Linked DNA regions of Homo sapiens: regions 2 and 3 are each linked to region 1. Evidence: chromatin loops called from intact Hi-C (ENCODE). Cell type or tissue: CD14-positive monocyte. All regions are shown on one strand. Links, peaks and the distances in the headings refer to the core of each region. The heading gives the core; the rest is flanking DNA. Region 1 overlaps SIGLECL1 (SIGLEC family like 1). Region 2 overlaps LOC101928517 (a long non-coding RNA gene). Region 3 holds the start of MIR8074 (microRNA 8074).

What was found. Hi-C counts contacts between places; a loop is a spot of excess contacts. Peaks named below come from ENCODE experiments on the same cell type or tissue, not always from the same donor. Only the 100,000 strongest peaks of a DNase experiment are listed, where the experiment ranks them.
Region 2: a loop joins it to region 1, with 8 times the contacts of the local background. A loop is called at or near these places in 21 of 110 quality-filtered maps.
Region 3: it touches region 1 in a loop (1.9-fold over the local background); 4 of 110 quality-filtered maps call a loop at or near these places.

The regions. Positions count from the first base shown.
Region 1 is chr19:51,255,374-51,265,536 of GRCh38, forward strand. It overlaps SIGLECL1 (SIGLEC family like 1), which reads left to right. Exons shown (of 6, transcript NM_001385465.1): 2 at 8,510-8,721; 3 at 9,995-10,163. The coding sequence starts at 8,700. All of the region lies in intron 2 of LOC107985327 (a long non-coding RNA gene), which reads right to left. Among named protein-coding and RNA genes, the nearest start is that of SIGLECL1, 9.4 kb to the left of the region's middle. In CD14-positive monocyte, for the core only: CTCF peaks have their summits at 4,163 (motif pointing left) and 4,377; a DNase peak (open chromatin) is centred at 4,178; H3K4me3 peaks cover 467 bases.
Region 2 is chr19:51,154,853-51,165,015 of GRCh38, forward strand. LOC101928517 (a long non-coding RNA gene) reads right to left here. Exons shown (of 5, transcript NR_110732.1): 3 at 1,494-1,621. Among named protein-coding and RNA genes, the nearest start is that of SIGLEC7, 18 kb to the left of the region's middle. RefSeq lists a silencer at 2,693-2,891. In CD14-positive monocyte, for the core only: CTCF peaks have their summits at 4,030 and 4,235; DNase peaks (open chromatin) are centred at 3,759 and 4,129; H3K27ac peaks cover 464 bases.
Region 3 is chr19:51,200,033-51,210,195 of GRCh38, forward strand. MIR8074 (microRNA 8074) reads right to left here and starts at 6,977; the gene lies at 6,897-6,977. All of the region lies in intron 2 of LOC107985327 (a long non-coding RNA gene), which reads right to left. LOC124904751 (a long non-coding RNA gene) reads right to left here. Exons shown (of 3, transcript XR_007067311.1): 3 at 10,009-10,163. In CD14-positive monocyte, for the core only: no CTCF peak of the experiment used is centred there; a DNase peak (open chromatin) is centred at 4,069; H3K4me3 peaks cover 1,482 bases; H3K27ac peaks cover 1,458 bases.

The sequences.
Region 1 (10,163 bases), core at 911-8,910:
GGTTTGGGAAATAGTTATTTGGATATTTCTGCAAAAACACAGGAAACAAAAGCAAAAATTGACATGCAAGATTGCAGCAAAGTAGTTTCTGAACAGCAAAGGAAACAATCAACAGAGTGAAGAGACAACCTACAGAATGGGAGAAAATATTTGCAAAGCATCCATCTAATAAGGGGCTAATATCCAAAATACATAAGGAACTCAAACAACTCAATAGCAAAAAAATCAAATAACCCAATTAAAAAATGGGCAAGGACCTGAATAGGCATTTCATAAAAGAAGACATACCAAAATGGCCAACAAGTATATAAAAAAAATGCCTGACATCACTAATCATCAGAGAAATGCAAATTCAAACCACAGATATCACCTTATACCTATTAGATGGGTATATCAAGAAGGCAAAAGATAGCAAGTGTTGATGAGGATGTGGGGAAAAGTAAACCTTGTACACTGTTGGTGGAAATGTAAATTGGTATAACCACTATGGAAAATAGTATAGAGTATCCTTTAAAAATTAAAAATAGAACTACCATATGATTCAGGAATCCCACTTCTAGGCATGTATTTGACAGAAATGAACTCAGTATCTTGAAGAGATATCTGCACTCCTGTGTTCATTGCAGCATTATTCACCATAGCCCACACGTGGAATCAACGTAAGTGTCCATTAATAGATGAGTAAAGAAAATATTATATATGTATACACACATGCACGCACACACACACACACACCCCATTCAAATAATGTCATTTTGTTCAACATTGTCTAATCATAAGAGAAAAAAATCAATTCCCAGCCAGTACCAGTATCTGTGTGGAGTTTGCATGTTCTTATATATGGTAAAATTGGTTTCATTTTACATCATTTCACTTAAAGCAGCAGTTTCCAAGAACTGAATGATGATGTTAAGTGAGGATTTATTGTGCACACACACATACACACACAGTGGAAGTTATTCAGCCTTAAAAAAGGACATCTTGCCATTTGCAGCAACGTAAATAAACCTGAAAGACATTATGCTATGTGAAACAAGTCAGACACAGAAAGACAAGTACTGCATGATCTCACTTATATGTAGAATCTAAGAAAGTCAAACGCATGGAAGCAAAGTATAGAATGGTGGTTGCCAGGGCTGAGGGCTAAGGGAAATGAGATATTGATCAAGGGGCACAAAGTTTCAGCTAGGCAGAATGAATAAGTTCTGGAGGTTTCATGTGCACCATGGTGACTATGGTAAATAACACTGTACTGTATACTTGAAATTTTGTGACAGTAAATATTAAGTGTTCTCACCACCAAAAAAATGGTAACTGTGAAGTGCTGATTATGTTAATTCACTGGATTGTGGTAATCATTCCACAGTGCATACATACATCAAAACGTCATGTCGTACACCTTAAGTATATACAATTTTTATTTGTCAGTTATACCTCAATAAACCTGGAATTAAAAAACTGAAAATTCTATAATCTCATCTCTGATCACTGCTCTAACCATAGGTAAGCACTGGTATCAAATTATACATCATTCTAGATCTTTGTTTTACTCATTCATGTATGTATAGTTTTGAGTGTATTATATATGAATATGTAGATACATATTTACATATTATATATATAAAGCTTTTATATAAATGACAAATGATCCAGTTTTCATTTAAAGATTGTGAAATATTTCAGACATATAGAAAGATATAAATATGGTATAATGAGCATATACCCACCACCAGCTTAATATTGAAAACACTGGCTGGGCACGGTAGCTCACACCTGTAATCCTAGCACTTTAGGAAGCCCAGGTGGGAGGACGGCTTGAGCCTAGGAGTTCAAGACCAGCCTGGGCAACATAACAAGATCCCATCTCTACATAAATTAAAAAATTAGTCAGGCATGGTGGCACATGCTTGTAGTCCCAGCTACTTGGGAGGCTGAGGTGGGAAGATTGCTTGAGCCTGGGAGGTCAAGCCTGCAGTGAACTGTGAATGCTCCGTTGCACTCCATCCAGTCTGGGTGACAGAGCAAGAAACTGTCTCAAAAAAAAAAAAAAGAAAAGAAAAGAAAGAAAACACTACCCCTGGTATACTCCCTTCCCCAAACACATCTCCCACTCTCAAACATAGAGATCGCTGCTATTCTGAATTTGACATTTTATTCTGTGTACTAAGGAACTTAACCTTGCCTGAAGAGAAGTCTGGCCTTTGCCCTTGGCTTCTGGAAGACACTCCCTAGCTCTTAGAATGTCACACCTCATAGGGGTGTCTTTGTTTGCCCAGGGACCTTGCATCACACTGAATATTCTAGAAATGTGATTTAGGATGAGGGCTGGCCACACCAGATAATGTTAACAATGTGATTTAGAGTGGAAGCAATACCAGATAGTCTAACAATGTGATTTAGAATAGGGGCTTTGGATCAAATGGTATCAGCTCAACTTCAGGAGGAGCTGGATGCTAAGATCCACCATGAGGGAAGTCACCATGTTACACGATGGAGGCCCAATAAAAACACTGGACACAAGGCTTGGGTGAGCTTCTTTAGTTGACAGTACTATGCATATTGTCACACATTATCACCAGGAAAGCTAAGTTATGCTGTCCATGACTCCACAGGGAGAGGATAACTAGAAGCTTTGTGTGGGGAACTTCTGGCCTCTGCCCTGTATGTCTTCCCTTGGCTGATTTTAATCTCTATCCTTTAGTTGTAGTAAACAGTAATCACGAGTATAACAGCTTTCAGTGAATTCTGTGAGTACTTCTAGTGAATTACCAAACCTAAGGGTAGTTTTGGGGTTCCAAAACCTTGCAAATGATTTGAGAAATGAGGGTAATCAGGGATCCTTGATATCTTCAGTTGGTGTCAGAAATGAGGGGATCTTGTGGACCATTCCCTAACTTTTCAGTTGTATCAGAAATGGGATTCACTAGAACAGCCCTGACTCACTGAAACATATGGTTTGAAAAGAGGAAGGATGTGAAGTCAAGATGATAAGCCTTTGATTCCTGGGCTGTCCTGCGGTCACCTGTGCGTATAGAAATGCAGCTGTTCTGCAAACAGTTACAGGAGGTAAAAGTTACCATTGCTTTTTCAATACAATGGATCCAACCCCCAAGGAGCTGACCCACTGGATGCATAAGGAAACAAACTAAATAGGCAGTCCCTTGGCTATTTTTATCTGTAATCGTTAAAATGAAAGTGGCTGAGGCGGATCCTGATGCTGGCCCAATCTTGGGCTCTGGCCAGCCTGAGCTACAGCTGCTAGCCTCAGGGCTGTGGCTAAAGGGAAAAGTTAGGCTGAAATGACAGATGGCAAAGAAAATTAGAGTGGTTCACCAGAGAGTGAGAAAAGACGAACATTTCCAAGAGGGTGGAAATCTTTATAAACAGTTATTAAGAAATGAGATGAGTTAAGTGGACATTGAGGGAGTCTAAACAAAGGTCTCAGTGGAGCACTCTTAGAAATTAGGTGGAGCAGTGAGAACCTAGACTTGCCCTCCAGTGTTGAAGGTCCCCCATCAAGTCTGCTATATTTACCCTAGTTTGGAGGAATTTTAGAAGCCAGAAGGCAAACATGACAATGGGAAATCTGACCTCAGATCTCCTGAGGGGACGAACATGTGATCTAATCAAGATAAATGACAAAAGGGCCTGGGTTGCTTGGCCTGACCCCTAACTGAAGACCCAAAGTCATATGCATATTAGTAGTAAAATAGTCAGGGGATGGATAAGAGATATTTCTGGGACTCATGTGGGAGTCTTATACCTGCATTCCAAAAGGTTGGTGAAATTCTAATAGCATCTATGGTTAGATTGCGAAGACATAGGATTACAAAGTGGATGAGATTCAGGCGAAACTTTGGATGAAAATTGGAATGTTTGGACAGACTATGTAAATATGTTATGTGAATGTATTTACCTAAATGTATTATGAGGAAAGATATTGTGTCCAACTATGGAAGAGTTCCCCTACGTACTATTATGAAACAGAAGGCATGTAAATCTTCCCTTCAACCAATATTGATTGAATATGCTAAATAGGAACCAATAAGATTGCCCAAGCCCACACTAATTGTTAATTTGAAACAGTACAGGATATCTGGTGGACAAAACATGTTAGAAGCTTAACGTTTGCTTTATTTAGGCAGACTGGAGCTAAGGCCAGTGAGCACCACCCAGTGGTGAATGCTGGGATTTGGGGCCAGAAAATTTCCAATGGAGAGACAACTAGCTGCCTATTGGGCTTTGAGTCTGCCCCATCATTGAAGGATATAATAATCCTGACACCTGAAATCCTCATGATGTGTTTGTCATGTTGGAAAAACACTGTAGTAAGGAAGGCCATGCCCAAAAGAGTCTCGTAATAAAATGGAAATTGTTTATACAGGAACATGCTACCAGGGAAATGCAAGGAGGTCCTCGTTATATTTATGAACAGGTGGCTTTTTCCCTACTGAAGAGCTGCGAGATCCTATTATTACTTGAATGATGTCTATTAATAGCTCTTGATTGACCAACTAAGAGCGGTTTGATTTATGGATGGCAATTCCAAAGTGAATTAATAACATCCTGTTTGGAAGACTGGCACTCATACTGAGGAAGGCAAAAACAAGTCACTTCAGTGGGCTGAACTGCCTCCACATTTGGGTTTTTACCAATTCATGGGCAGTGGCCAATGGCCTGGCCATATGGTCAGGCAGATGGGCAATGGGAAACTGTACTATTAAAAGGATGCCTATATAGGGTACAGCCTTATGGAATTCACTATAGCCAGTATCTCAAAAGACCTGTTCATACCCCCTACAAATGATAAAATAAACAGAGAAACAGACCTCTTCCTCCCAAAAAGGCAATTAATATCCTACCTTTTATGCTGGACATTTCTTGGCAACTTTTAAAGGATTTTTACTACTTGTGTGTGCGTTCTTAAACACTTGATTTTGCCCGGTTTTTTTCAAATTTTAAAGAAATGCTCATACATTATTACTTATTTGTGTCTGGCTTTGTTCATTCAATATTTTATTTGTAAGAATGGTCCATGTTGTTGCATCTAGCATTAGCTCATAGGTTTTTGTTGCTGTGTAGTATCTCATTTTTTAAAATTCTCTGTTTACTGGCATTTGGATTGTTTACCTTTTTAGCTATTTTTAAATAATACCACTGTAAACATTTTTGCATTCCTTTGTGGCGTACATATGCACAAACATTTCTATAAAGTATACATCTGGGAGTGGAATTGAGGGTCATAGAGTATGTGTATCTTCTGCTTTGATAAATAACTTTGTTGCCCTGATTTATATTTCCACCAATAGTGTGTGAAAGTTGAGTACCACATTCTCACCAAGACTTGATATATTGTCTTGGATATGTACTGGTATCTGATGGTTTTAACAGGCATTTTGCTGGTTATTAATGAGATTTTAAATATTTTCATGGAAATTTTATTAAGATTTGTCTTATGATCCAGCTGTGGCCAATTTCTGTAAACGTTCTCTGTGTGCTTACAAAGAAATTGTATTCTGCAGTTATTGATTGCAGTATTCTCTATATATTTTTGGTCAAATTTGCTGATCAAGTTGTTGAAATCTTTATATATTCCAATAGTCTGTTTGTTCTGTCAGTTTCTGAGAGAACAGTGATTAAAATGTCACACTACTATTGTGGATGTCTGTTTCTCCTTTTATTTTTGTAGATTTTTTGCTTTATATATTTTTGGACTATGTTAGTAGGCAAACACAAATTTTAAATATATACTTTATTCCTGTTAATGTCAGCTTATCATTAGGAGATATGCCATTCTATCTTTGGTAATGCCTTTTGCTTAAAGTCTGCTTTATGGGATGTTAATGTAGGTATGTCTACATTACCTGGCTTTCTGGTTGGTATTTGCTTGGTGTATGTTTTCATTCTTTGGTTTTTTCTTTTTTTCTTTTTTTGAGACGGAGTCTTGCTCTGTCGCCCAGGCTGGAGTGCAGTGGCATGATCTCGGCTCACTGCAAGCTCTGCCTCCCAGGTTCATGCCATTCTCCTGCCTCGGCCTCCTGAGTAGCTGGGATTACAGGGGCCCGCCACCACACCCAGCTAATTTTTTGTATTTTTAGTAGAGACGGGGTTTCACCGTGTTAGCCAGGATGGTCTGGATCTCCTGACCTCGTGATCCGCCCGTCTCGGCCTCCCAAAGTGCTGGGATTACAGGCATGAGCCACCGCTCCCGGCCCATTTGGTTTTTTAACTGTCCTTTACACTTATGCTTTGGTTGTGTCTTTTGTAAACAGCATGGAGTTTGGCTTTGCTTCTTTTTTCCAATATGATGATCTTAGATTCATAACTGGATAATTTAAGCCATTTATATTTAGTTAAATCACTGATGTATTGGAGTTTAAATCTAACATCTAGGTACATGATTTCTACTTGTCCCAACCGTTCTATTCTCTTTTGTATCCCTTCTGTTTGTTTCTCTGTCTTTATTTTCAAACAAGCTTTTAAATCAAAGTACAATTTTATACAGAGAAGTATTAATACAGATAGTAAGTATACAACTCAAATTATCACAAAGGGAGCAGACCAGTGTAACCACCACTGAGGTCAAGAAATAGAACATTAACAACACCCCAAACACTCCACTCATGTACTACACCATTCATTACCCCCTTTATCCTTGCTATGTTCTGGATGCAAGCACGTTGTATGTGTTGCAAGTATGTTCTCCAGCCCTGCAACTTGCATTTGTCCTCCTTAATGGTATCTTTTGATGCAGAAATTAATTCTGATACAGTCCATTTTATCCATATTTCCTCATAGCTAGTGCTTTTTGGCCCTTTTAAAGAAATATTTCCTTACCTAAAACTTACCAAGATACTCTCCTATGTTGTATTAAAGAATTCCACTGACCAATGTGGTAGCTACTAACTACATATGGCTATTGAGCCCTTATATTATGGCTAGTCTGAATTGAAGTGTGCTGTAAGTGTAAAATATATACAAGATTTTGAAGAGTGTATAAAGAATGTACCAAATCTTAACAATTTTGTGTTGATTGCATGTTGAAATATTGGGTTAGGTTCAATATGAATAACCTAGTGAATAACCTAGGTTTCTTTCACTAGGTTAAATGAAACATCATTAAAATTAATTTTACCCATTTCTTCCTTTTTAATGTGGCTGCTAGAAAATTTAAAATTATACATGTAGTCCACATTTATAGGTCACATTATATTTCTTCACACAGCACTGTTCTAGAAAAAAAGTCTAAGGACTTTCCCAATGTCCCTAGAAGTTATTTTTATGTATGACATGAGGTAGGGGTCTTATTTCCTTTTGCTGTATGGCTGTCCAGTTATTCTGACACAATTTATTCAAAAGAGAGTCCTTTAACTTCTATGCAGTGCCATATTTATCCTAAACCAAGTGATCACATATGTATAGGTATTTTTCTAACCATATAGCCTGTCCCATTGGTATTTTTATTTATCCTTGTGTCAATACCATACTCTATGAATTACTATGTATGTATGTATGTATTTTATTTATTTACTTATTTATTTTGAGATAAAGTCTTACTCTGTAGCCCAAAGCTACAGTGCAGTGGCGTGATCACGGCTGACTGCAGCCTTGACCTCCCTACCTCAGGTGATCCTCCCACCTTAACCTTTCAAGTAGCTGGGACTACAGGTGCGTACCACCACACCCAGATAATTTTTGTATTTTTTGTAGAAACGGGGTTTTACCATGTTGCCCACGCTGGAATTACTATGGATTTTTAAGTCATGATATCCAGTAGGAATTGGAATTGATCATTTTTTTGAGACAGGGTCTCGTGCTGTCTCTTTTTTAATAGAAATTTACTGAGAACAAATTTATTAAATAAATGTCTACATGGGATATAAAAGGGAACATTGTGCCATGCTATACAATGTTACTTACACCATTCATTTCAAATTTTATGGCAAAACAATTATACTGTGGTAGGGAGATGTTGTTTTACACTTCTCACCAAACTAAACATTATCATATTTTTCCTGAGAGAATGTCAACACTTTGCTATCTTAAGTGATCACACCACTGCAATCCAGACTGGGTGACAGAGAGAGAGAAAGACCCTGTCTCAAAAACAAAAACAAACCGGGCATAGTGGCTTATGCCTGTAATCTCAGCTGTTTGGGAGGCCAAGGCGGGTCAGGTGTTTGAGACCAGCCTGGCCAACATGGTGAAACCTCATCTCTACTAAAACTACAAAAATTATTTGGCCATGGTGGTGAATACCTGTAATTCCAGCTACTCGGGAGGCTAAGGCAGAAGAGTCGCTTGAACATGGGAGATGGAGATTGCAGTGAGCCGAGATCGAGCCACTGCACTCCAGCCTGGGCGACAGAGTAAGATTCCATCTCAAAAAACAAAAATAAAACAAAGAATAAAGCAGACATGACACTGAGGCTTCACAGACAATCTTAGTTGCCTCCCTGTCCGTACGTGCTCATGAGCCTCTCATCCCATATAATTCCTGCTTCTCCAGGTGAACAGGCCTTCACGATGACCAGAGACAGAAGCCCCTGACTTGGCTAAAGATACTTCTGCTCTCCCCATCCCCACATCCTCTTTCAGTTACGCATCACCTCACTCCTTCTGAACCATATGGTTCTGATGTCAGAGCCAGTGTAGTAAAGAGCTTCTGCTGTTCCTGAGAACTGTTGCTGCTGGAAGTGATGCTTCCACTGCTACAGCTGGGTAAGTAAGGTGAGAAGCAGCACTGGAGGTGTGTTTGGAAGCCAAGACTCCAGGGCCTGGGTGTTGGCAGGGCAGAGGATGGGCTATGGAGGCATGGAGAAAGAGGACATATGGGCATAAGTACCAAATAATCAACATGAATTAGACAGCTTCTGTGTGTCAGATTTTGACAGGGCTGGTGTGTCTGAAGCAAATAGCAAATTGGGCAAGGGAGAGGGATGGAGAGTGTAGGTGCTATGAAGGCATGAGAGCACTAGGAGCTGTTTCAGACATTACTGGAAGCCCTGAAGTTAAGTTTTTCAGTGTTTCTGTGGGCACACTTTGCCAGGTGGAAAAGACAATTCAGAGGACAGCCATAGAGGGGTCCGTACATGAGAGTCCCCCGCAGATTCCTCAACAGCGCCCCGCAAGTGACTCAGGTGAAGAGACCGAGATCAGGAGCTACTGGTTAGGGGAAAATTACCCCTTTCTTCCAGTAACCTCAAAAAACTTCAACGAAAAAGTGTGTGTCAACACTGAAGACAGATTCCTCATTATTAGAGACCTTGATGAATGTGACTGTTCCCTCCTAATCCATGATATTCATCAAATGGCCACCATGTCCTACCTGTTCTAAATAGAGCGAGGCAATTTCCAGCATTCTTACACAGAAGATGCCATAGTACATTTGGCTTCCAGTGAATGTTCCACCAAAGACCACTTGAGACCGGGAAGAAGGAAATTAAGAAAGGTGTTCTGTTTATTGAATGGGTAATACTTCACTACGCACTGAGCTGGGTGCACTGCAAATCTTGGGGCATTCATTCTTATAACGATGATAATATGAGATAGGTTCAGCAAATATCCCGATTTTCCAGGCTAGGAAACAGCAATGATAAGGGGAGTGACTTGCCCAGCAGCACCCAGACAGGAAGTGATGGAGGGAGAATTGGTCATAGAGCCTAAGAGGAACATTGCAGGTGGGAAGAAGAGAAGCAGAGTAGGAGGTCTGGCTTGGACTTCTAGCCTTGCAGGGTAGGTGAGGGATCACAGACAATGTAGAGCCTCAGGAAATTTACTTGCCACCCCTCAAGAAGGTCTAGCGATCAGGTTCAGGCCAGATGAGGACAGAAGATAGAGGGGAACTGGTCTGGGAGGCCTGAATCCTGTGGGCTTCCAGAAAGTCCTTCTGAAGCTCCTTGTGAATAGCAAGTAAAGAGAAGGCTGCATGCTGGAGAAACTGGAAGAGGGAAGCCAGGATGCCTTGCTGACTCCTGACCCTTCCTCCCCACAGTACCTGCTAAGCTGCTCAACTCCTCTTGCTCCTTGGAGAAGACACTGCAGTGCAGCTGTTCCTTCCATGGGATTCCCACACCCTCTGTGCAGTGGTGGATGGGAGGAGTCCCCGTGGGTGTGGATGGCATGGATGGCAGCCTCCAAGTGACTTCCACCATGCTTGGCCC
Region 2 (10,163 bases), core at 790-8,789, 100 kb before region 1:
TCCTCATCTTGGAGGGAGCTGAGGGGAACAGTTGAGGCCACAGGCTGTGGGTTCGGCCTGCCCGGGCTTGAATCCCACCTCTTCTGTGGGTTAGCACTGAAGCCTTAAATAAAATACTCAAACTCCATGGGGCTTAGTTTTCTCACCTGTAAAGTGGAGGTGAGGCTAATCACATTCACTTTCTCCATAGAGAGACAGTGAGGGTCAAGCAGGTTAGAATGGTGGTGGGCACATGGTAAGTGCACAGCTAATGTCCACCACTCTTATCCCCCTTATCCCCCTGTGACTCACCCTGACTCTGATCTGAGGACTCCAGAGGATTCATAGAGGAGGCATCTTTGGACCCAGACCTGAGAGGACTGGGAGATTTCACCCAGAGGTTGTGAGCATGTCATGGCAGGGTGGAGGTGGCACTCCTGAGGGTGGGCACTGCCTAGCAGGGCATGGAGGCAGGGAGATGTGCAGAGCATGAGCCTGGACGGGAGCTGCTGCACTCACGGGGGGCCTGGATCCTGACGTCCATGTACATGATCAGCTGTGTCACGGGGTTTTCCACAGTGCATTGGTAAGTGCCCATCTGCTACCAGGCCAGACTCAAGAGATACAACTTTGCATATGAGAAGTTTAGGAAGGAGCTGTTGTGGATCCAGCAGTACTTGAGATCTGGGAAAGAATAGGAGACACACTCCATTTCCACCTGGGAGCCGATCTCAGCCGTCACGATGCCATTGAAGGCATCAGGATTGCCCCTCAGCAGCAGATAGTCAGGCCCATCTGCAGAGACAGGGAAGGAGGCCTGAGGCTGTGTTTCTGACCCTTTGGGGTCCTGGGTACCACCTCATGAGGTCCTCCTCCAGCCAAGAGGTTCCCCACTGTGCACCCTGAGCTGACCCCTAGACCTGCCCCAGGCAAGGCAGCTGTGCCAACAACAATAACCATAATAAGAGCACCTGCCATGATCAGGGACCTACTAGGGGCCAGCCCCATGGTAGCCCTTTACCTCGTAATAAAATCATTGGAGTAAAAGCAAACACATGGGGCCTACTGTGTGCCAGACACTGTTCTAAGCTCTGTGCCTGTCCCCACATTTGTTGAATTCCCAGAACAACTCATGTGATTGGTTCCACTATTGATCCATTTTATAGATGGAAAACAATGAGGCTCGGAGGAGAGGATTAGGACTTCATGACTGCAACTGACACAGAAGGATTGAGCCAGTCTCAGGGCCTGGGGGCAACCGCCCTGAGCAGCTGAAGCCTCTGGATCCTGGGTCTTGGTTCCAAGCCTCTGACCTGTAAACAGCTGTATGGAGATCAGAAATCCTTCACGCTTCAACCCCAGCTTCCACACAATGGGCGCCATAGCCTGTGCATTAGGAAATCTAACACACCACTAAAGTGTTTCCAGAAGGAGATGTAAAGGTGATTTTAGAAGTGTGATTATTTTTTTCAGGTGAAAGATGTGGAAGAGTTTGATAAACTCTGTGAACACACCTGGAACACTGGAAGAATCTAAGTGTTGATGTATTTATAAGCTCAGTAGATTAGATTTCCAAGAGCTGTCCGAGAATTTGTGAGGATCTTGCTGGGTTGTGAACTTGCCCCAGTAGGCAGCTGAAGGGCTATAAAGAAAAAAGAATGTATGGAATGTATAACTGACTCTTTAAATCAAACTCTCTGTTTAAGGGAGCACAGTCTGTTCAATTTCAGTAAAAGAGAGTGACAGTGACTATAGTAAGTTTACAAGAAAAGAAGAAAGAAATCAATGAGTGGAATTTGAAGGGTCAAGGGGTTTGAACACTTAATAAACTGAACATCAATTTAAAAAATAATTGGTTTTAAGTAGTCCCCTATTTACACAAAAGCAGACCTCAGCAAAGGCACACTGACCATTTCTAATCTGAGAAGTGAGGACTGGGGTCCCTATTTCACATTTGAGTGCATCAGTTCTGAGTAGTGAGGGCAGCTCCCAAGTCCACAGAGCTCAAGAGCTGGAGCTGATTCCAACCCAGACCAACCTGGCTGCAGGCTGGCCCAGGATGTCTCTGGCCTAGTCCCATTTGCAGATCCGTGGTGAGTCCCAGAGGTGGACTTGTGTGGCAAAGAGCTGAACCCTGCCAAAAAGAGGCCTGGCCTTTGCTCTCAGCTACTGGGAGGGAACCTCTAAGTCCCTGGAATGTCTCACCTGATTAGAGTGTCTTTGTTTACCTGAAAGCCTTGGACTTCACCAAATAGTCTAATAATATAACTAACGATAGGACTTTGGGTCACTGGTATCAGCTCTATCTGTGGAGCAGCTGAAACTAAGGTCAGCCATGTAGACAGTTATCCACATCTATGTGACAAAGCCACACCAGGACATCAAGGCTCAGGTGAGTGTCCCTGGTTGGCAATGCTCTATGCATGTTGTCACATGTCATGTCAGGAGGAATTACCACAGTCTATGATTCTACTGGGAGGGGACAACTGGAAACTCCCCATTCGGAATTCCCTGGACCCTGCCCCATGCTCTTCTCACCTTGGCTGACTTTAATCTGTATCCTTTTGCTGTAATGAGACATCACATGAGGATAACAGCTTTCAGTGAGTTCTGAGTCCTACTAGTGAACTATCAAAACTGAATGTGGTCAGGGACTCCCCAATGTGCAGCTGGCATCAGAAGTGAGGGCAGTCTTGTGAATTGCTCCCTAACTACTCAGGACTGCTGGATTAAAGGCTGTGCAGGTCGTTTGAGGATAGAAAGGATTCCTGGCAACACTGCCTGGTTTGAACCAAGCACTGCCACTTACTTCCCATGTGATCTCAGTTAAGTTGCCTCCCTCCCCTAAGCCTCTTTCTACACCTGTAAAATGAAGATATGAAATGTTTCCTCTTCATAGGGCTGTTGTGATGCTTAACTTCAGAAGCAAGTGGAGAACGTAAAACGTGGAATCCTTCTTAGCTAGGCTCTTGTGTCTGAGGTCCTTATTACTAAGGAAAAAGAGGGAATGAATACTGAGAAGAAACCAGCAACCACGGCCACAGAGAGCATCTCATCAGCTCTATTTGGCTGCACCAACATGGAGCACTCCTTTTAGACACAGCATTGTGCCAAGTCCCTGCAGAAACATGTCCCTCCCTCCATCTAGACTGTGCACGGCCAGTGATGCCTGGTCTGAACAGTCAGGATGAATATGGCAGAAGTGGCTTCATTCAGACAGAGTCCGTGGCATGACCCTGACTGTCTCATGCAATGAGACCCTCATGAGGACCCTGCTCTCAGGAGGGGGGTGTAGGCTTGGAGGGCACCTCGACCTTCAGGGACTCACTTTCATTCTCTCAAGCAAACCCCAGAACTATACCTGGCCCATCTCATCCAGGATCCCCCATGACTTTGAGAATCTTGTCTGAAACCCTGTCTCTCCAGTCAGGAGTGGTAGCACCCAGTGCTCACCTAGGGGCAGGAGGCAGCTTCGGGAGCAGCCCCCCAAAGCCTTTAATCTCTTTCTGGAGCTCAGCTTTGTACCTTCTTATCAAGAGAGCAAAACGTCACAGTTCCTCCCAGGGCAAAGTTTTGCCTGGCACAGCCAGAGTGGACACTAATGAACAGTGACTCCTTCCTGTCTTTCAGGCTTGAAGATCACAAGGAATGTTAACCTGGGATCTTTGAGGAGCTATACACAAGGTAGATTTCTGACAGGTCCCTACCCGCGTCCTTGCAGCGCTGTGTGAGCAAACCCCATCACCCCCAAATGCATCACACCACCAGGGGGAGCCATGGAGTTGCACGATGCATCAGCACTAATCTTTGTCTACAACCTCCTGGGGGAAGGGATAAGAAGTGGATAGAAAAGGTGAGAGGCAGGAGCCCCGAATCAGCTTCCAGAGAAGATGGAAGTGAAATGGAGAAATAATAATAATGACATTAACAATAGCAATAACATTACTAATAACATTAAATAATAACTACTTCCTGTAGTTATCATTCCTGTTCGGTGAGATTGTAAATCTTGACATAGGTTAGTCTCTGAATGGGTGGGAGTCAGGTGTCAGGAAGCATTTGGGGGTCAAAGAGGGTGGAGAAGATTGGTGCAGTGATCCCTGCAACTCTCTGGGTGAGCAGCAGGGGGCGCCCTAACCATGGCAGAGACTGTTGAGTTGGTTGCACAGACATAACCAAGTGTCATGGGGCAGTGGGAAGTCCATGGACTCTGTCTCAGAAGGAGAATTACTTGATCTCTGTGTGCCTCAGTGTCCTTATCTGCAAAGTGGACATCAGAGCTCCTACCTTTATGAGCCTGAGAACAAAAACCAGGGAGAATAAATGAACAACCACAGCAGCAACAACAAACAAAAACAAGAGCCAAAACCAAGTAGCGAGATGGGCCTTTCTATCATCTGACCCTGAAATCCAGTCACATTTAAAACCAGGTCTACCCCTCAGATTTCCCAGACAACAGAAGTCAATGCATTTTTTCCCTTTGAAAGTGAAAAACAAACAAACAAACAAAAAACATGCTGTAATATTGGAGGGAAACAATTATGGGGTTTTTTTGTGTTTTTTTTTTTTTTGAGATGGAGTCTTTGTCGCCCAGGCTGGAGTGCAGTGGTGTGATCTCGGCTCACTGCAAGCTCTGCCTCCTGGGTTCACACCATTCTGCCTCAGCCTCCCGAGTAGCTGGGACTACAGGTGCCCGCCACCACACCCAGCTAATTTTTTTGTATTTTTAGTAGAGACGGGGTTTCACCATGTTAGCCAGGATGGTCTCAATCTCCTGACCTCATGATCTGCCCGCCTTGGCCTCCCAAAGTGCTGGGATTACAGGCATGAGCCACCGTGCCCAACTACAACTATGATTTTTATATGAACATTAATTCCATTATGTGGTTCCTTGAGGTTGCCTGATGTACACATTGTGGGAAAGGCCATGAGAGCTGCTACACAGCCCTTTGGAGATGGCGATCATGAAGCCAGCAAATGGTCAAGGGCTGTGAGTCTTCAAAAATCTGTCCTGATAAGTGATGATGTCATCTCCACATGCAAACCTGTCTCCAGAGAAGACACAATCCCATCCACTCAATGCTGCCGATCCTCCTAAACAATTCAAATGGGCTTTTTGCCCAGCAAGAAAGGGATTTTTGTATGTACATTCATGTTCTCTTTCTTATTCATCAGAAGTTATTTTTCTACGCACCTCACATTCTCAATGATAACTAAGAGAAATTCCTTGTTTGATTAACTCACACTCTATACCGGAACATTTGTGCATCTCACAACGGTTCCCTTAGAGCCCACCTTTCCTTTTGAGTTTAAACCTTCCTTGGAGTAATCAGAATAACTTCCAAATAGGAAAGAATGAAAGAGACTATGTTTATTCATTTTGTACACTCTTAAAACATAAATTGTATTTTTGCTAGCTGCAGCTAAGACTTTTATTTTAAAATGGGGCACTAACTTTCCTTCCTCCTACATTAAAACATTTCAGAAAAAAACTTAAAATCTTAAAAATAATTTTAAATACTGGGATAAATTTCTTTAAACATAAATTTCCAATACTTTCTAAAAAAGGTCATATCTATTTCAGAACTCTAATATCACCAGAACCCCAGAGAACATCCCCCAAATTTTTAGGCATAAAAATTCTCTTGTTTTTCAGCAGACACTTGATCAGTTTACCTGCATCCATAACCTTGGATATGGATTCATATGTCAGAGTCTATAAGCTGGAACATTAAATACAAAATTGAAATGATTTATTTTCTTCTAGCTGTTCCAAAAATAAAGCATACAAAAACTTTAAAGTCACAAATGTAAACTATTGTCAGAACAGAATGTTAAACATTTTTTCATTATTAGACATCATTATTAAATACAAATAAGTGATGAATAATATAGAAAATAATACTTATTGTTTAAGAGGCATATATGTGTGATGGAAATAAAAAGTCTGCATTCATTTAAGTTAGGTTACATTTATTTGTGGACACAAACAGGCCCACGTATGAGAGGAGAGAAAGGCAGAGGAGGGGAGCAGAGGGGAGGATGGTGCAGACTGGGTGGGCCCTGCTGGCCACACAGGAACCTGGAGCCTTTAGGCAGAGCAGAGACTAGACTGGACTTTCACTCTAACAGAACCCCTCGGCTTCCCTGGACAGAACAGGCCCAAGTGGGTCATGGCAGCCACATAGAAACTGGAAAGGTGCTTGCTGGGTCCTCCAGGAAGAGGGATAGGGGCTTGAACCAGGGAGGCAGGGGTGGCGTAAGGATATGCTTTTGGATGTGTGTGGAAGGTCGTGCTCACAGAGTTTTCTAATGGATGTGGTCAGCGAGGGGAAGGCAAGACCAAGGATGAAGCCAGAATGTTCCCCTGAGCACCTGGAGGGAAGGAGCGGTGTCCATAGAGGACTTCAGAGGGGAGGCTTTCAGGGGCGATAATTCTGAGAATCTCCCTTACATCCAAATGGGAACAGAACAGAGACAGCTGAATGCAAATGCCTGGAGTTCAGGAGAGGGGTCCAAGCTGAAGATGTTTCAATGCACAGCTGGAGTAGTGATGACCACAGATGAGGTAAGGAAGGGGTGAAGACAGGCAGAGAGGAGGACACACATTTGTCATTGGTGCTTTCATGACAACATATGTTATCTTCAATCTTTTTGATAATAGTCACCCTAACAGGTATGAGGTGATGTCTCATTGTGGTTTTGATTTGCATTTCCCTGATGACTGGTGATGTTGATCATTTTTTCTCTGCCTGTTGACCATTTCTGTGTCTTTGGGGAACTCGCCATTCAAGTCCATCATGCCTTTTCAAATCAGATTATTTGTTTTCTTGCTGTTGAACTCAACTTGTTTGAGTTCCTTATATATTCTGAATATTAACCTTTTACCACATGTGTGGTTTGCAAATATCTCCTCCCTTTCCATAAGTAGTCTGTTCACTCTTTTGTGATTGTTTCTTTTGCCATGCAGAAACAAACTAAAACAACTTTTTAGTTTGATGAAATTCCATTTATCTATTATTGCCTTTGTTGCCTGTGGTTTGGTGGTGTTAACTTAAACATCACACAATTACCAATTTGGAAGAAAGAGCTTTATTTCTTATAAAGGATTACAGCCTGCAAGGTGGCCATCCAGACAGGCTGGGAAGCAGAGCCTGCAGAAGAGGCTCAGAGACAAGCACTTTAAGGGAGGGAGGAGAAAGACAGGAATTTAAGCTGAATGGGCTGGCCAAGTATACATATTCAACAGGTTACAGAAGGAGCTTTGAATATTCATGAAAGGGTTTTGACCCAAGCATATTGAACAAACACGCATGTTACATGTAATCCATGTTCACCTTAGGGTAGAGACTTACCATGTAAACGTATTACAATTAGGCCCTATATGTCAAAAGGTCTTTGGAGGACACAGCAGCCCTCAAGCGCGCAGCCTCTGTAAAACCTGCCATAACCAGTCCATGCTCCATGTTCTTATCAAGAGAAAGTTACTGAAATCAGTCTTTTGTCCAGTCACAAGGGTGTGGGGTCAGTGTCTGCTGGTGAGCTGTATATTGTTTTAATATTACTTATATTGAGACCAGTGCTTGCTTAGCTACCAGAGAAAAATAAACATATTGTGGCAGTTAGAACATAGTTTATTCTCTAAGTGTGGGGGTGTGTAATTTAACCCCTGCCTGGCATGGCCTTAGGTTTTGTATATGATTTGGTATCTCATTGCCACAGAGTCTGTTCTGCCAGTCTTATGATCTCCATTTCCATATTAAGGTTAATCAGTTGCTGCATCTCAACTGCAAAAGGAAGGGGCTATAATGAGGTGTGTCTGACCTCTCGTCCCATTGTAGCAGCAACTCAGTTTTTAAGATTTTTCTGGGGTCCCCTTGGCCAAGAGGGGGTCTGTTCAGTTGATTACAGGGCTTAGGATTTTATTTTTAGTTTACAGTATCTAAAAAAATCTGAGCCCAGATAATGTCAAGAAGCTTTTTCTCCTGTTTTCTTCAAGGAGTTTTACAGTTTCAGGCCTTACATTTCCATCTTTAATCCATATTGAGTTGATTTTGTTTACGTCTGAGATAACTGGCAATGGCAGCTTTGATGAACATGTGTGAAAGGGTGGGGGACTTGATTGGAAGCTCGTTTGGAAAATAACCGAAGAAAGGAAGGTAGGAAGAGTGACGACAAACAACCTCTTGAGGAGTTTTGCTGCAAATGTTACCCACCCTTGGAGGGGTGAGTTGGCCCTAGTGGGTCCTTTCTCTGCCCCCTGCCACTTACGCCAATAGAATGAGACCAGAATCGGCAAAGCGGAGAAGAAACTTTATTCATTGATCAAGAAATGGAGAAAGGGAGTTCATGTGCAAAGCACCTTCTCCCAGGGGTTGGTAAAAGGGGATCTTAAGGGCCCTTAGGGCAGGTAGTTGGAGACTGAGGCGGGCAGATCTGGAAAAAGGTGGGTTCCTTCAGGAGGGGCTGAAGTGTGCACACTCTTGTGTTTTCTTTTGTACTTGGCACCTTCTGTGCCTAGCAAGGCATAGTTCTCGCCCCTGAGTGGAGATTTTAGTATGGTAATGAAGCAAGAAATCAGGTCAAGGCCTGCACTGAGGCAGGAATCCAGGTCCAGGCAGCACGTCTGGGCTGAACTCATCCCCTGGCTGGTTCCTGTTGCTGGCTCCCAGCCTTTGTTTCTGGCAGCAAGCAGAGCTGCAAGCACAGGTTAGTTTCACAGGTTTTGGGGCTTCCTGAGAGAACTGAGGTCATGTTGCAGAAACACAAAAAGGAACAGAGAAATGGATCTGGAGAAGAAGAATTTTTCTCAGTTCTTACCCACAATCTCCCAGAGGTGCTCAAATTCATAGACAAAGAAAGTAGAAAGTTGGTTGCCATGGGTTGGGGGCAGGATGGGATAGGAAGTTATCATTTAGTTGGTATAGAGTTTCAATTTGGCAAGATGAAGAAATTTCTGGAGATCAATGATTAATAATTGCATAAGAGTGTGAATGTACTTAGTGCCACTTACCTGTGCACTGAAAAATGGTTAAAATTGTAATTTTTTAATGTATATTTTAACACAAATTTTAAAAAGCACTAAATATTTGATCAGCCTCCTCGCCAAATAAGAAAAACTGATGGCAAATAATCACATGAAAGCATTCTCAACACCATTTGCTGCTACGAAATCACAGATTAGAACCAGAATGAGGTAGCAGTACATACCTATTAGAATGGCTACAAAACAAAACCCAAAGAAATTTTTTTTTAAATCCGGATAATACCAAATGTTAATGAAAACGTAGAGCAACCAGAACTCATATATTCTGCTGGTGGGAATGTAAAATGGTACACCCACTTTGGAGAACAGTTTGGCAATTTCTTATAAATTCGAACTTACACATATGACCAAGCACCCGACTCCTAGGTATTTACCCAAGAGAAATAAAAAAACTAGTGTCCACACACAGAAATCTGCATGTGAATATTTATACTAGTTTTACTTTACAGTCACCAAAACCTAAAAACAATATGAATGTTCACCAGCCAGTAAATGTATACAAAATGGGGATCTATGAAAACAGTGAGGTATGAGTCAGCAATTTAAAAACAACACCCCATCACATGGACGAGCCCCAAATGCATTAAACCAAGTGAATGAATCCAGATTTTAAAGGCTACATTTTGAATGATTCCGTTTATATGACATTCTTTAAAAGGCATATCAGTAGGGTAGAGAATAGATTAGTGTTTTTACAGGAATTAAATAGGGAGGGACAGTTGCCTACCAAGGAACATCAGGAGGGAATGTTTTAAGTAATGGCACTTGGTAGTGTCTTGACTGTGGTTGTGGGTATATAGCTACATACATCTGTCAAACCTCAAATAATTGCATATGAGAAATACTCAGTTGATGAAATTGATGGTACCTAAATTCAAAATACACTAGAGATGACACTACGCTCTCACTAGAATTGTTAAAATATAAAGACTGACAATACCAAGTGTTAATAAAGGTGTACAGCTACCGGAATTCTGGTGCATGGCTGGGAGTAGTGGTAAAAGTCAAAGCCATTTGGATAACGATTCTGCAATTCCTACAAAAATTAAATATGCAGGTATTATTTGAACTAAAAATTCCACATCTTGTGTATAAATGAGTATAAAAACATGTCTATAAAAAGACTTCTACTTGGATA
Region 3 (10,163 bases), core at 1,068-9,067, 55 kb before region 1:
GCCCTCAGCTCTCTGAAGGGGGTGGGTCTCTGCCAGCCCTGGGCAGAATTGAGGTCTCAGGGGTCCAATAAGGGGAAGGTCATCGAGTGTGACCGACGCTGCCCCTCACTTTCAGCCCATCCAGTCTCGCTTCTGCCCCCTCCCCAGGCAGAGCTCTCCATGGTCACTGTGACTTCCTAGCTGACAACCCACTGTCACCACCGGCGTTTCCTCTCCCCCATCCTTCCCTCTCCCCTCACTCTCCCATGACAGCCTCCTCCCGGTTCCCTGCCACTTCTCTGGCCATGCCATCCCCGTCTCCCACAGGAACCTTATATCCAGCAGTTCCCACAGTGGGGTCTTGGCCTCCAGCCGCTCTCTGCATGACTCCTCCAGGAAGCTCCTCCACCCTAGTGGTCCCAGTCCTACCTCTGCCCTGAAGACCCCCATAAATCTCTGTCTGGTTCAGCTGGTGCTGAGCACATCCCACTCCCCCTTGGGAGGCCCCTCCCACCTGAGAAGCCAGAGTCAATGTCCTGGGAGTCTCTTTGCACATCCCTGTATTTCCCCAGTACTTCCCATGAGTTGGTGAGTTTTGCAAACTTGACTTCCGGAAACTGTCTCAACTCACTCCTTTCCTCCATCCCCACCTCTGGCCTCGCTCACCTGGACCCGGGTGATGCCTGGACCTGCAGCAGCCTCCCTCCTGGCCTAGCAGCTTCTGGTCTTGCTCCCTCCAGCCGACCACAATTCAGATCCCAAAAAGGGGTCTCTCTCTAACCAGATCTTTCCCTGTCCCTTCCCTACTCAGCTCCTCCCCTGGCTCCTGTGGCTCCTGGAGAAAGCCCAAGTGTGTCACCTGTCTTGGTTCCTCCAAGTGGCCAGAACCACGAGGGTTAGCGCCCTCCACAGTTTTGCACATCAAGGCCGGTCGTCCTGGGACGTTCTCTCCATGTCCCGATACGGCCAAGTCCTCCGCATGTTTCCATGCCCCTGTCCCGGGACCATTAAGGAGCCTCCCGACCCCTGCATGCTGGGGGTCTTCGCCCCTACTTGCCCTTGCTTGTGATGCTTGTCTCAGAAACGCAGTTTCCTCTCCTGAGTCTAGAGGGAAGACACAGGGAGAGAAGGGCCTCTCAGCCCTGCCCCTCTGGCTCTCTCGGTCTCCCTCGTCCCTCAGGTCCTAGGCAATGCCCACTCCTGGTAGGGGCAGGAGGGCAGTCCCTACACCTGGTCTGTGATGCTGATGGCAGCCCCCCTGCCAGGCTGTGCTGGTCCCAGGGCAGCCTGACCATGATCCCCTCCCAGCTCTTGCATCCCCAGGTCCTGGAGCTGCCCCAGGTGGTTTCAGGAGACGAAGGAGAATTCACCTGCCGGGCATAGGCCCTGCTGGGCTCCCACCCCATCTCCCTGAGCCTGGCTGTGCATGGGGAGTGTTAGCAGAACACCTGATTCTAGGGGTCCATAGGCAGGGGAAGTGTGGACTCAGGAAACTCCCACCTCAGTCACCCTCCAGCTTTTCTTATGCCTGGTACCACCTGTTACTCACCCCAAATCTCTGGAGACCAGTGAGGCTCCTGACCTCTGACCCTCACACTGCTAAAGGAGGCCCTAAGTGGGGGCAGGGGAGTGGGTAGCGGGGGATGGCTTTCTTTTAACTCACAGCCTCACCTGGATCTACTGCACCAGGGAAGCAACTCTTCTCAAGGTGTCCTGGAATTTGAGCCCCCAAATTTGGCTGACTTCACCCATCTTCTCCCCAAAGGAACCCTCCATAGTGCTGGTCTCTCCTCTCAGAATGGTGTTTACCCCACTGGCTCAGAGGATCCCAAGGGGCAGTGCTACTCTGGGTGACTGAGCGACTGAACTTCCTCCTCACAGCAGGGCTGAGGTCTGGGCTCCAGAGCCCGACAGGGGTGAGGGTCCTTTAGACCACGTGTTCTGAGACTCATCCTGCACAGGGCTGGAGCAAAGAGCTCCTGGGTGCTCCGGCCCCACCTCCCATGCAGAATAACCTCTCTCCACCCCTCACCTCTGTTCCCCATGACTCTTCCTTATGGCTCTACAGGAGCGGTTGTCAGGACAGGTGAGGAAATAGATGGATATGCTTTACCAGAATTTCAATTATTTTCCCTGTAATACCTTGTTTCTGTCGCTTACTTTAATGTGGGTTTCATGAGCTCCAAATTCATTCCCATAACGTATTTTTACAAATCCCATAATATGTTTATTTTACACAGTCAATTTTTAAAGAGACTTTTTATTAGAAAAATAAACTATTTTATGTTTATCCACATGTTTACCACTTCAATTGCTCTTCATTACTTTGTATACAACCGAGTTTCTCTATGGCATTATTTTCCTTTGGCCGGAAGATCTCGTGTATTTCTTACAGTATAGGTGTGCTGGCAGTGAATTCCCTTGACTGTGGTTTGTCTGGAAACATTTCATATACATTCACTTAAAAATACTTTTATTGAAATTTATATGGAATTCTAGGTTAACATTTTTCTTTCCAGTAACTCAAATGGTTTTGGCTTGTGTAATTTCCTATGAGAATTCTGCTGTAATTTTTATCATTGCTTGTTTGTTTGTAGTTTGTGGTTTTCTCTGACTGCTTTTATTATTTTATTTTATTTTATCTTATTTTATTTATTTATTTATTTATTTGAGATGGAATCTCGCTCTGTCACCCAAGCTGGAGTGCAGTGGCGCAATCTTGGCTCACTGCAACCTCTGCCTCCTGGTTTCAAGTGATTCTCCTGCCTCAACCTCCTGAGTAGCTGAGATTATGGGTGCATGCCACCATGACTGGCTAATTTGTGTATTTCTAGTAGAAACGGGGTTTCATCATGTTGGCCAGGGTGGACTCGAACTCCTGACCTTAAGTGATCCGCCCACCTTGACCTCCCAGAGTGCTGAGATTACATTTTTTTAAATTAATGCTAATCCTTCTCAAACTTTTCTGAAAAATAGAAGAGGAGAAAATATGCCCTAACCCATTCTATGAACACAGTATTACCTGATAATACCAAAGACATCACAGGAAAATGCAACTACAGCCCGATATCACTTATGAATATAGATGCAAAAAGTCCTCGAGAAAATGCCAGCAAACTGAATCCAGCAGTGTATAAAAGACTCTACAGAATACTGAGTGGGATTTATCCCAGGAATACAAAGGTGGTGTACATACGAAAACCTATTGATGTAATACAGTACATTAATAGAATGAAGAAAACAACATGGAATCATTTTCAATTGATGCAGGAAAAATATTTGGCAAAATCCAACACTCTTCCATGTTAAAACGATTAGCACACAAGGAATAGAAAAGAACTTCCTCAATGTGATAAAAGGCATTTGTGAAAAACCCAAAGGTAACATTATATTCAATGGCGAAAGACTGAAACTCTTTCCCTCTAAGATCAGGAAAGAGACAAAAAATGCCTACTTTAACCAGTTTTATTCGACATCGTACTGGAGGTTCTAGTTAGGGCAATTACACAGGAAAAAAAAAAGAGAAATAACTGGTATACAAGTTGGAAAGGATGAGTATTTCTTATATATAGAACATTGTAAGTATCCCACTAAACTCTCTTAAAGCTAATAAGCAAATTACCATATATGCCAGATACAAGATTATAACACAAAATACAGTTGTATTTCTATACGCTAGCAATTAACAATCTGAAAAGAATTAAGAACACCACCCCCATTTATAATACCATCAAAAGGAATAAAATATTTAGGAATACATTTACCCAAGGAGGTGTAAGTCTTGTGTACTGAAAAATAAAAAATATTGCTGAAAGAAAATAAAGAAGACCTGAATCAACTGAAAAACACCCTGTGTTCATGGATTGGTAGAATTAATATTAAGATGGTAATATTCCTCAAATCAAGATTCAGTGCAATCCCTATCAAAACCCTAATGGATGTTTTTACTGACATGAAAAAAAAACTATCCTTAAAATTCATATGGAATCACAAGAGACTTCAAATAGCCAAAATGATTTTGAAAGTGAAAACATTGTAGGACTCACATTTCCTGATTTTACAACTTACCACAAAGTCACAGGAATTAAACTGGGTAGGCACTTGGTTTCTCAAGCCGCCTGCTTGGCCCTCTTCCAAGTGTACTTTCCTTCCTTCCTTTCTTTCCTTTCCTTGCTTTCCTTACTCTTCTAAAGCTTTTAAATAAACTTTCGCTGCCATAAAATAAAATAAAAAACTAGGTGGTACCGATACTGATCAATGGAATAGAATTGAGAGCCAGATATAAAGTGATAAATTTATGGTCCACTGATAATTCAGTAAGGATACCAAGACCATTTAATGAAAAACGATAATGTCTTTAACAAATGGTTCTGGGGCAACTGGAGAGCCACGTGAATAAAAATGAAGTTGGACTCCTTCCACATAAAGTATGCAGTATAGGCCGAGCGCAGTGGCTCATACCTGTAATCCCAACACTTTGGGAGGCTGCGGCGGGTGGATCACTTGAGCTCAGGAATTTGTGACCAGGATGGGCAACACAGCAAAACCCTACCTCTAAAAAAATCACAAAAAATTAGCCAGGCATGGTGGCATGCACCAGTAGTCTCAGCTACTCAAGAGGCTGAGGTGGGAGGATCACTTGGGCCCAGGAGGTCAAGGCTGCAGTGAGCTGTGTTCATTCCACTGCACTCCAGCCTGGGTGACAAAGTGAGATCCTGTCCCCACCAGAAAAAGAAAAAAAGAAAATACACAGTATAGTAATTAACTCAAAAAGGACCAAAGACTGAGGTGTAAGAACTAAAATTATGAAACTCTTAGGAGAAAACATACAAGTATATCTTCATGGCCTTAGATTTGGAAGGTGTTTCTTAGATATGTCACCAAAAACACAAGCAACATGAGAAGAAATAGATGAATTGGACTTAAAATTTAAAATTCTTATGCATCGAAGGATATTATCAAGAAAGTAAAAAGAATGGGACCAAATATTTGCAAATAATATATCTAATGAGCCTAGTATCCCCAAAGAAGATTCGCTACTCAACCACAAAGAGACAAAAATCCCAACTTTAAAATGGACAAAGGTCATGAATAGACATTTATCCAAAGAAGGTATAGAAACGACCAACAAACACACAAAAAGATGCTCAACATTATTGTCACTATGGCAATGGAAAGCAAAACTCTACAACGATTAAGATGGCTGTAATTAGTAAAACGGAACATAACACGTGTCGGTGAGGATGTGGAGAAATTGGAATTCTCATACACTGTATTTGGGAATGTAAAAGGATTCAGCCGCTGTGGAAAAGAGTCTGCAAGTTCCTCAATAGGTTAAACATAGAGTTATTGATATGGTTTATCTATGTCCCTGTCCAAACTCATGTTAAATTGTAATCCCCAATGTTGGAGGTGGGGCCTGGTGGGAGGTGATTGGATCGTGGAGGTGGAATTTTCATAGTTCAGCACCATCTCCTTGGTGCTGTTAAGACAGTGAGTAAGTTCTCATGAGATCTGGTTGTTTAAAAGTGTGTAGCACCTCCTTCCTCACTCTCTTTCTCATGCTCCCGCCATGTGAGACTCCTCCCTCGTGCTTCACTTTATGCCATGATTGGAAACTTCCTGAGGCCTCCCCGGAAGCAGAAGTCGCCATGCTTCCCTTACAGCCTGCAGAACTGTGAGCCAATTAAACCTATTTTCCTCACAAATTACCTAGTCTCAGGTATTTCTTTATAGCAATGCAAGAACAGACTAATACAGTTATCATATTGACTAGCAATTTCACTCCTTGGGATATACCCAAAGGAATTGGAAACAGATATTCAAATGAAAATCTGTACATAAATTTTCATGGCAGCACTACTACTCACATGAGCCAAAAAGTACAAACAACTAAAATGCCCAGTAACTGACAAATGGATAAATGGAATGTGGTCTTTCCATGCAATGGGATATCACTCAGTCCAAAAAAAGAAATGAAATAATGATGCATGCTACAACAAGGATTATCCTCGTAAACATGGATTTACCTTGAAAACATTACCCTTGGTAAAAGAAGCCAGACATGGAAACTCATCAAGCTTAGTAGGCCATTTAGAGAAAACCCACAGGTAACATTACACTCAATGATGAAAGACTGAAATTATTCCATTCACATTAAATATCCAGCATAGATAAATCCATGGAAATAGGTACACGTTAGTAGTTTCCAGGGGCTCTGGGAAGCAGGCAATAGAAAGTGACTGTTTCCCTTTCAGGGTGATAAAAATGTTCAGAAACTAGATGGTGGTGATGATTACACAGCACTGTGAATGCAATAAATGCCACTGAATTTTATACTTTTTCTTTTTTTTGAGACAGAGTTTCACTCTGTCACCCAGGCTAGAGTAGAACGGTGCGATCTCAGCTCACTGCAACCTCCGCCTCCTGGATTCAAGCAATTCTCATGCCTCCATCTCCTGAGTAGCTGAGATTACAGGCACCCACCACTATGCCCAGCTAGTTTTTTGTATTTTTAGTAGAGATGGGGTTTCACCATGTTGCCCAGGCTGGTCTTGAACTCCTGAGCTCAGGCGATCCGTCTGCCTTGGCCTCCCGAAATGCTGGGATTACAGACGTGAGACACCGGGCCCAGCCTGAATGTTATACTTTAAATTAGCAAATGGAAGAAATTCTTTTCTGATTTTCAAATATTACTGAAATTTTAAAGAAACAGCAGAGATGCTCAGGGTGAAGCAAGTGCTTACTGTGTGAATCCATTTATAGGAAGTTGTAAAACATGTAAAACTAGTTGATGGTGACAAATGTCAGAACACTGGTTGCTTCTCAGACTGTATGTGGAGGCAGAGATTAATATGGAAGGGCATGAAGGATGCTGTTTTCTCTGGTCAAAGAATGACCCTTATCTTGAGAGGGTTTCAGTTGTGTGAGTACATGCCAGTCTCGCCATAGGACGTCTCTGGGCTCCCATGGGCATCTTGCATAAACTCAGGAACTGGGTTCTTCTATTCTCTGCTGCCTCCCACCACCCTACTCTCAGAAGATACCTTGATTCTGGCTTAAGAGGAAATAAACACAGTGTAGTGATAGAGACCCTTTCCTGACTATAAAACTATTCACCTCATTGCAGCTGCTACCATCCCTCCTTCAACTTGGTTGTTCCATCTTACCTTGAAAAGTGACTTATGGAACAACTTGTCCAAACGTCTCCACTTTAGAGGGACACCAGTTTCCTGTGTAATTATGTTGATTGCAATGAAATACTCCTAAGAGAGGGCTGACATTCCTGCTTCCAATCAGAAAATGAGGTCATTAGGCAAACGTCCAGCAGAGAGAGTAATTAGAAAAGATGAAAACATGCATTCCAATCTATTCTGTTCTTATTATGTTTTTTTTTTTTTTTTTGAGATGGAGTCTTACTCTGTCACCCAGTTGGAGTGCAGTGGCATGATCTTGGTCACAGCGATCTTCACCTCCCAGGTTCAAGCGATCCTCCTTGCCTCAGCCTCCTGAGTAGCTGGGACTACAGGCACCCACCATCACACCTGGCTAATTTTTGTATTTTTAGTAGAGATGGGGTTTCACCATGTTGGCCAGGCTGGCCTCGAACTCCTGACCTCAGGTGATCCACTTGCCTTGGCCCTTCAAAATGCTGGGATTACAGGCATGAGCCACTGCGCCCAGCCTATGTTCTTCTGGCTGGACTGGAGGACAGTAAGGAAACAGGGCAGGGCTGATGCTTTCCAAACACAGTGGGACATAGTCCTCAGGTCAGCAGCGAGCAGGGGATGGGAACCCACCTCATCTCACTAACCCTAGCTGCCATCAGTAGAACAAAAAGTCATTAATAAAATCCAAATCCTGGAACAGCTTCAAGGAAACAAATGTCAACATTGACCAAGTCAATAAACATGTCAGTGTCTTCTGGCCAGAGATCAGCAGGCACCAGGAATAGATATGTAGTTGGGTTATTACTCATTGCAGTGAGGAACCACGAAAACCATGAGGTGTTTCAGTAAGAGAGAATTATAACTGGCTTATTATAGGATTTGGACTTGTGTTAGGTGATTTGGGGAAACTTTTTAAAAAGCAGTGTTTGCTTCTTTGGATGTCAGGAAGTCAGCATAATTCTAACACTGGATCTTCATACATCTAATAAAAAAGGAGAAAGAACTAGACCAAAGCTACCTTAGTCAGTTTGGGCTAGAATAAGAGATATCACAGACCGGCTAGCTTAAAAAACAAACATCTAACTTTGGGAGGCCAAGGTGGGTGGATCACAAGGTCAGGAGATCGAGACCATCCTGGCTAACACGGTGAAACCCCGTCTCTATTAAAAATATAAAAAATTAGCCGGGCGTGGTGGCGGACTCCTGTAGTCCCAGCTACTCGGGAGGCTGAGGCAGGAGAATGGTGTGAACCCAGGAGGCGGAGCTTGCAGTGAGCCAAGATCGTGCCACTGCACTCCAGCCTGGGTGACAGAACAAGACTCTGTCTCAAAAAACAAACAAACAAACAAAAAACAAACATCTATTTCTCATAGTTCTGGAGGCTGGAAGACCAAAATAAAGATGTCAGTACAACTGGGTTCTTAGTGAGGTCCCCGCTCCTGGGTCACAGATGACTGCCTTCTCACTATATCCTCACATGGGAGAGAGAGAGCTCTGGTCCCTTCCTCATTCTTACAAGTGCCATAATCCCAGCATGGGCATTCCACTTCCATGAGCTCACCTAAATCCCATTATCTCCTAAAGGCCCCACCTCCAAATATCATCACATCACATTAAGAATTAGGACATCAATACATGAATTTTAGGGTGACACCAACATTTAGTCTATAGGAAAGGCTGTGGCTGTAATTGGTAAATAATCATCAGTCTTTCCTGTTACCCTAGATGGGAAATATGTAGCCATTTTCCAATTTGGACAACATTCTTGTTTGTGTCTGTGTTAAGGCATGACTGTGCTGTGGTCTTATTCTTGTCTTGATCCATTATGCTCAAAGAATGTCCTTGTCTGGTGTTGATGTCCTGTGCAGTGATTGACAACAGGACAGGAGAATTGCTTGAACACGGAGACAGAAGCTGCAGTGAGCTGAGATGGTGCCATGGCACTCCAGCCTGGGTGACAGAGCGAGACTTCATATATATAAATCACGCCACTGCACTCCAGCCTGGCAACAGAGCAAAACTCCATCTCAACAGCCACAACAACAACAAAAGTCTATAAAAAGACTTACACCTGAGTACCATTAGTGAAAAATGGGGAAATCTCAAATGCCTATCAATAGATGAATAAATATAGGACTATAGTATATTCATACAATGGGATACTACTGAGCAATATCACACTGTGAAAACTATAGGCACAAACAACTTGGTTCAGTTTCAAAAAATATGCTGAGTGACAGAATACAGACACAGATGAGTACATTCCTTCCTAGGAAATTTTGAAATAGGCAAAAGCGACACACTATGAGAGAGAGGATCTCAGTGGTTGCCTGGCACAAGAAGTGGGAATGATGAACTGCAAAGAGGTTAGGCAAAGCCCTTGGTGTAGTGGAAATGTTGTATATCTTGATTGTGCCAGTCACAACAGGGCTGTATGCACCTGTCAAAATTCATGAAAATGAACACTTCAAGTGGGTGCACATCACCTCATGTAAATTATACCTAGTTAAGTTCATTAAAGAAACACAGTAAGACAGATTTTCTTATGTATCCTTCTACTCCATGAATGTGGTATGATATTTTACTGTTAAAAGTAAATATACTGAATATTATATTATGTGCCTATACTATCTTTTAAAATAACTTACAGCAAGATATTGTTTTATCTATTGAGGACTCACTTCCTTATATTTAAAAAGAGGATGGAAATACCTCTCTATGGTAGGTAGGATGAATGAACATTTTTATAGATACTACTGTGTATAGAGATTTTACCTGTATATGGTTGCAAATACTGATATGTCTCAGGCATTGAGGATCTCCCAGGTGTGTACCACAGAGAGTAAAATAAAAAACCATATGAGCTGAAGCTAAATTTTAATTTTGTCTGTACATTCAACTCATATTGTCTGGAAACATTATGTCTTTGGGCCTCATTTAATTATCAGAAATGTATTTTTACATGAAAGAAAATGCTAATCTCTATGGTAAGCCCCATAAAAAAATTGCTGCTGT